2 separate regions of the Homo sapiens genome follow, and region 2 is linked to region 1. The links are chromatin contacts, found by Hi-C or POLR2A ChIA-PET in ENCODE. All regions are on one chromosome and are shown on one strand. Each heading gives the region's core, a stretch centred on a gene start or an enhancer-like site at or near the end of the contact. The rest is flanking DNA. Distances are from core to core; before and after follow the strand shown. Region 1 holds the start of NAP1L2 (nucleosome assembly protein 1 like 2). Region 2 holds the start of MAGEE1 (MAGE family member E1).

The links. A loop is a pair of places that touch in the nucleus more often than their neighbours do. ChIA-PET counts read pairs that join two places held with the same protein, here RNA polymerase II (POLR2A). Pooled maps may share reads with other maps.
Region 2: a map of naive thymus-derived CD4-positive, alpha-beta T cell shows a loop between it and region 1 (15-fold over the local background). The contact joins the promoter of MAGEE1 here to the promoter of NAP1L2 in region 1. A Hi-C loop is called at or near these places in 1 of 168 maps with a recorded cell type or tissue (naive thymus-derived CD4-positive, alpha-beta T cell) and 4 of 50 pooled maps. POLR2A ChIA-PET finds 5 or more read pairs at or near these places in 1 of 52 experiments (T-cell).

What each region holds. Positions count from the first base shown.
Region 1 is chrX:73,213,594-73,216,293 of GRCh38, reverse strand. It overlaps NAP1L2 (nucleosome assembly protein 1 like 2), which reads left to right and starts at 1,443. Exons shown (of 1, transcript NM_021963.4): 1 at 1,443-2,700. The coding sequence starts at 1,802.
Region 2 is chrX:76,426,342-76,429,041 of GRCh38, reverse strand. It overlaps MAGEE1 (MAGE family member E1), which reads right to left and starts at 1,332. Exons shown (of 1, transcript NM_020932.3): 1 at 1-1,332. The coding sequence starts at 1,111. RefSeq lists enhancers at 475-604, 1,075-1,284.

The sequences.
Region 1 (2,700 bases), core at 194-2,693:
TACATAACATAATATTTACCATTTTACCTATTTTTAAATCTACATTTCAGGAGCATTAAGTACAATCACACTGCTGTGAACCATCATCACCATACATCTCCAGAATATTTTCTTTTTCTTGAACTGAAACTCCATACACATTGAACAATAACTTCCTTTCCTCCCTACCCCAAGCCTCTGAAAACCATGTTTCTACTTTCTGTCTCTGTGAATTTGACTGCTCTAGATACCTAATTAAAGTAGAATCATACAATATTTGTTCTTTTGTATCTGGTATTTTCACTTAAAGGAAAAATTTATCTATAAACTGACAGAATTTAGAAATAAATACAACAATATGTAAACAGTTTTAATATCTGTGATAGTAACAAATTCTTTAAATCTGGAAAATAATAGTCACTTAAAATTTTAAAAAATTGTTCAATTAATAAATGATCCAAGTTAGAAATATGAACAAAATAAACCTCACCAATAATTACTATAGAGAGGAAATTTTAATTACTGCAAAGCTTTCCATCCTATAAATACATTATCAAATAGTTTAACCATTTCTTTAATGCTGAGATTTAGATTATTTCCAATTAACTCAAAAGCATCAAGCAAATGTTATGATTTCTAAGAATAAACATAACTTTCCATTTTGGCTTTTGTATATATGTATATTTCTAACGGCTGTTAAAGCCAGCATTAAGAAGGAGAAGCAGAAAGTCAGTATTGGGACTGGGGTTATTTATAAGCCAGGCAACTGGTTAATTGTGGTTAATTGTCTGGTATGTTTACTAGTCACGTAGTTGTATACACCATACTAGTTTTTCATCACAGGCCCTCATTCGCCCCCACTGCCATCGGACTTCCTCCTCCTCCCCTCACAGGAAATGTTTCGAGAATTTTTCAACCTAAAATCATATAGCTTGTGAAAAATACCGACAAACATAATATAGAATATTTAAATAACTGACACGCCACCTAAAGACCATCAGTGCTAATTCCTGGTGTTTTTAATCTTTGAAGCGTTTGTTTATCAGCTCTTCCACCATCCACCTCTCCCCTCCCCAGGTCCCCGATCTAAAATCAAAGAGATTGATTTAGGATGGGTGGGTGCCTTGTCTTCTCTCATTGTTCGACATTTTAGTTACGTTTTCTCTGAGCTCTCTGGAAAGCATAAAAGTATAATATCTGTTAAAAGTTGGATGAATGAACTAATGAACGCAATGGGATTCCAGAAAACTCTGCGGGAGATGGGCTAGAGGACGAGGAGGAGGTGGATGAATCAGCCATGTTAGAGAGCCTGGGAAGGTGAGCAGAGTTGAAAACTTGATAGATCTAATAATTTACTGGCTCTGGGTTTGTCAGTCACTACATTGCAGCAAATGAGATTAGAGCATAGTTGTGGGAGGGAAGGAGGTGACGCAGCAATCTATTTGCACCTAGAAATTTTAGGCAAGTGATAGCTGCGTAATCATACTGCGGCACCGTTTTTTTCTTGCAGCAGTAGCTGCTTGCGGAGGAGGTCTGCCCACTGCAGCTCTCTGCAGTCTCCGGCTCTCTCCTGCAGGATCGGTCAACGCAGCCGTCGCCGCCCTCTGCACCCAGCCCAGGTCGCCACTGCTTCAGTCCGGTTCTCAAAGCCTCAGCACCATCTTTTATCCCCGAGCAGCCTGGATCGTCGTTCCCTCAGTCCGGACGCCACTGCTAGGTCCGACCACCGCCGCTTCTGATATTTCGGTGAGTCTTTTCCTGTGGAGGTTTGGTCTCCCGATCTCTGTGGTAGCCACCTTAGGCGTGTACGGTCCTTTGAAAAATGGCCGAGTCAGAGAACCGCAAGGAGCTGTCAGAATCCAGTCAAGAAGAGGCTGGTAATCAGATAATGGTGGAAGGGCTCGGGGAACATCTGGAGCGCGGTGAAGATGCCGCTGCTGGGCTTGGAGACGATGGGAAGTGCGGTGAAGAAGCTGCCGCTGGGCTTGGGGAAGAAGGGGAAAACGGTGAAGATACTGCTGCTGGGTCCGGGGAAGATGGGAAAAAAGGTGGCGATACTGATGAGGACTCAGAGGCAGACCGTCCAAAAGGACTTATCGGTTATGTTTTAGATACAGACTTTGTTGAAAGTCTACCTGTGAAAGTTAAGTACCGTGTGTTAGCCCTTAAAAAGCTTCAAACTAGAGCGGCCAATTTAGAATCCAAATTCCTGAGGGAATTTCATGACATTGAAAGAAAGTTTGCTGAAATGTACCAACCCTTACTGGAAAAAAGACGTCAGATCATCAATGCAATCTATGAACCTACAGAAGAGGAATGTGAATATAAATCAGACTCTGAGGACTGTGATGATGAGGAAATGTGTCATGAAGAGATGTATGGTAATGAGGAGGGTATGGTACATGAATATGTGGATGAGGACGATGGTTATGAGGACTATTATTATGATTATGCTGTGGAAGAGGAGGAGGAGGAGGAGGAGGAGGACGACATTGAGGCTACTGGAGAAGAGAATAAAGAAGAGGAGGATCCTAAGGGAATTCCTGATTTTTGGCTAACTGTTTTAAAAAACGTTGATACACTCACTCCTTTGATTAAGAAATATGATGAGCCTATTCTGAAGCTCCTGACAGATATTAAAGTTAAGCTTTCAGATCCTGGCGAGCCCCTCAGTTTCACACTAGAATTTCACTTCAAACCCAATGAATATTTCAAAAATGA
Region 2 (2,700 bases), core at 83-2,582, 3.2 Mb before region 1:
TGGGCGGCACAGAGGTGCTCAGTCCCTCACCGGGGATTGGCAGTACGGAAGTGCTTGGTCCCTCACCGGGAGTGGGCGGCACGGAGGTGCTCAACTCCTCAGTGGCGGTGGGCGGCACGGAGGTGCTCAGTCCCCCACCAGGGGTGGGCGGCACGGAGGTGCTCGATCCCTCACCAGCAGTGGGCTGCACGGAGGTGCTCAGGCCCTCGGTGGCGGTGGGGGGCACGGAGGTGCTTGATCCCTTACCGCGGGTGGGCACCAAGGAGATGCTTTGTCCGTCAGAGGCGGCGGGCAGCACGGAGGTGCTCGGTCCCTCACCAGGAGTGGCCGGCACGGAGGTGCTCGGTCCCTCATCACGGGTGGGTGGCACGGGGGTGCTTAGGCCCTCAGTGGCGGTGGGCGGCACGGAGGTGCTCGGTCCCTCATCAGGAGTGGCCTGCACGGAGGTGCTCAGGCCCTCAGTGGCGGCGAGCGGCACGGAGGTGCCTGGTCCCTCACCAGGTGTAGGCAGCACGGAGGTGCTTGGTCCCTCATCAGGGGTGGGCACCACGGAGGTGCTTGGTCCCTCATAGGCTGTGGGCGGCACGGAGGTGCTCGTTCCCTCACCAGGGGTGGGCGGCAGGGAGGTGCTCGGTACCTCAGAGGCGGTGGGCGGCACGGAGGTGCTAGGTTCCTCAGAGGAAGTGGGCGGCCTGGAGGTGTTCCGGCCCTCAGAGGCGGCAAGCGTCACAGAGGTGCACAGCCCCTTAGAGATGGTGGGAGGCCCGGAGGTGCTTAGGCCCTCACTGGGGGTGGGCAGCACGGAGGTGCCAGGTCCCTCAGAGATGGTGGGCTGCCCGGAGGCGCTTGAGGCCTCAGAGATGGTGGGCGGCACAAAGGTGCTTGGGCCCTCAGCGGAGGTGGGCAGAACGGAGGTGCTTGGGCCCTCAGAGGCGCAGAGGCCCTGGAGGATCTGGGAATCGCTGGGACCCTGGGGGACGTCTGAGCCTGGCACATCAGCGGGGAGACCGGGGGCATTAGGGGCCTGCATTTCGCCCCAGCTGCTGTTGTGCGCAGTAGCCTTTGCAACGCGGCGGCGGCGGCGGCGCGAATTCTGGCTTACCAGAGACATGGTCCTGCCCACCGGCGTTGGCGTGTAGGAGCAGACACCGACAGGCCCGCGATCTGGCAGAGAGGACGGGAGGTGTGTAGGTGCCTCGGCACAAAACTGCCGCTAGCGGTAATGATGTTGCTGCTGCTGCCAGAACCAAAGTTCCAAGCAACTGCTGAAGCTGAAATTAGAGGTGGTGAAAAAGGCAGGCACTGGCCAGCAGTGAATGCTAGTCTCACTGTACTCTGCTTCTCACACCCCGCCCTCTGCCGCAGTCCGCGCAGGCGCAGACTGGCTCTGCGGCAAGGCGAAATCGCCCCGCCCCGCCCCTCCCCTGGGCCTGAGAAAGTGGATGCGGTGGTTCTGCACCAAAGGAGAGCACTAGCAGAAGGGAAACTTTGGTAGGGTGAAGCAAGGAGCTTAGAGTAGATGCATTAGGGAGTAAAAATGGAAATAATAATAAATACTTCTCAGATTTAGGGTACGATTGGAGGGCTTCTACACAGAGTGCCAGGCACTTAATAGATTCTCAAAATTGGTAAATATCATTGAGATTTGCAGTTTTCCCGAAGCTGTTTCAAAGAAAATGTGCATTGTCTCTGGAAGGGTAGAACCCCCATCCCTGACCATGTCTCTTCTATCACTTTCTCCATTTATGTGTCTAACTCCTCCCCTAATGTTGTGAGCTAGAAAGAACTCTTTCCTAGAGGGTCTGAATGCCTGAAATTTAGTACCAATTAGGGAGCTTCGAACACGCTTGAAAAGCCCAACATTCCCAGCCCAAACTTTCCCAGTCACCCAGGCTTTAGTGGGAAAGCCACTAAAACTCTTGAAAATTTGTTTAATTCTTTCACTCCACAATCACCTGCTCATTTAATAGAGCTTTTGTGAAAGTCAGTTGAGATACCGAGTGTTAAGGGATGTGTTACCTGCTCTGTTTTGCTCTATTACTCTAGCACTTTTGAGCAGATCCAACCCTGATCCCTTTATTCATTCACTCAACAAACACTGGTCATCTATCCCGAAGTTACAGTTAATCTCTTTGTCATCAAGGAGCACCCGATGTAAAAATGGGAGTCAGAGAAAAAGTAAAGCTAAATTTTCTAGAAGTTTGTAAAGAATGCAGGGGATGGCAGGGTCAGTTCTACCTGTAGATGCAGAAAAGGCTTCATAAAAGAGGAGATGTTTAAAAAGATGAGTGGGTAGATATTTACCAAAAGGACAAGGATGAGAAAATCATTCCAACTGAGAGTAGCACGGCAGCAGTGAGTAAGAAAGAAAACACTGAAGAGGACGGGCAGGCTGTTTTTAGAAGTAGGGGAGAGAGAGAGAGGAAGAGAGATAGAGGGAAAACACTAACTTTCTGACACTCACACAACCACTACAATTCAGCTTACCACTATTGACCCTTTATTGATATGTTTATATCTTGCTGCAAACATTTATTATATGTTGTCTTTCTTTATATCTTCTCAAAAATCTGGGAGTATACTTTTGTCTTTTTTTCTTTTTTTTTATACTTTAAGTTTTGGGGTACATGTGCAGAATGTGCAGATTTGTTACCTAGGTATACACGTGCCATGGTGGTTTGCTGCACCCATCAACCCATC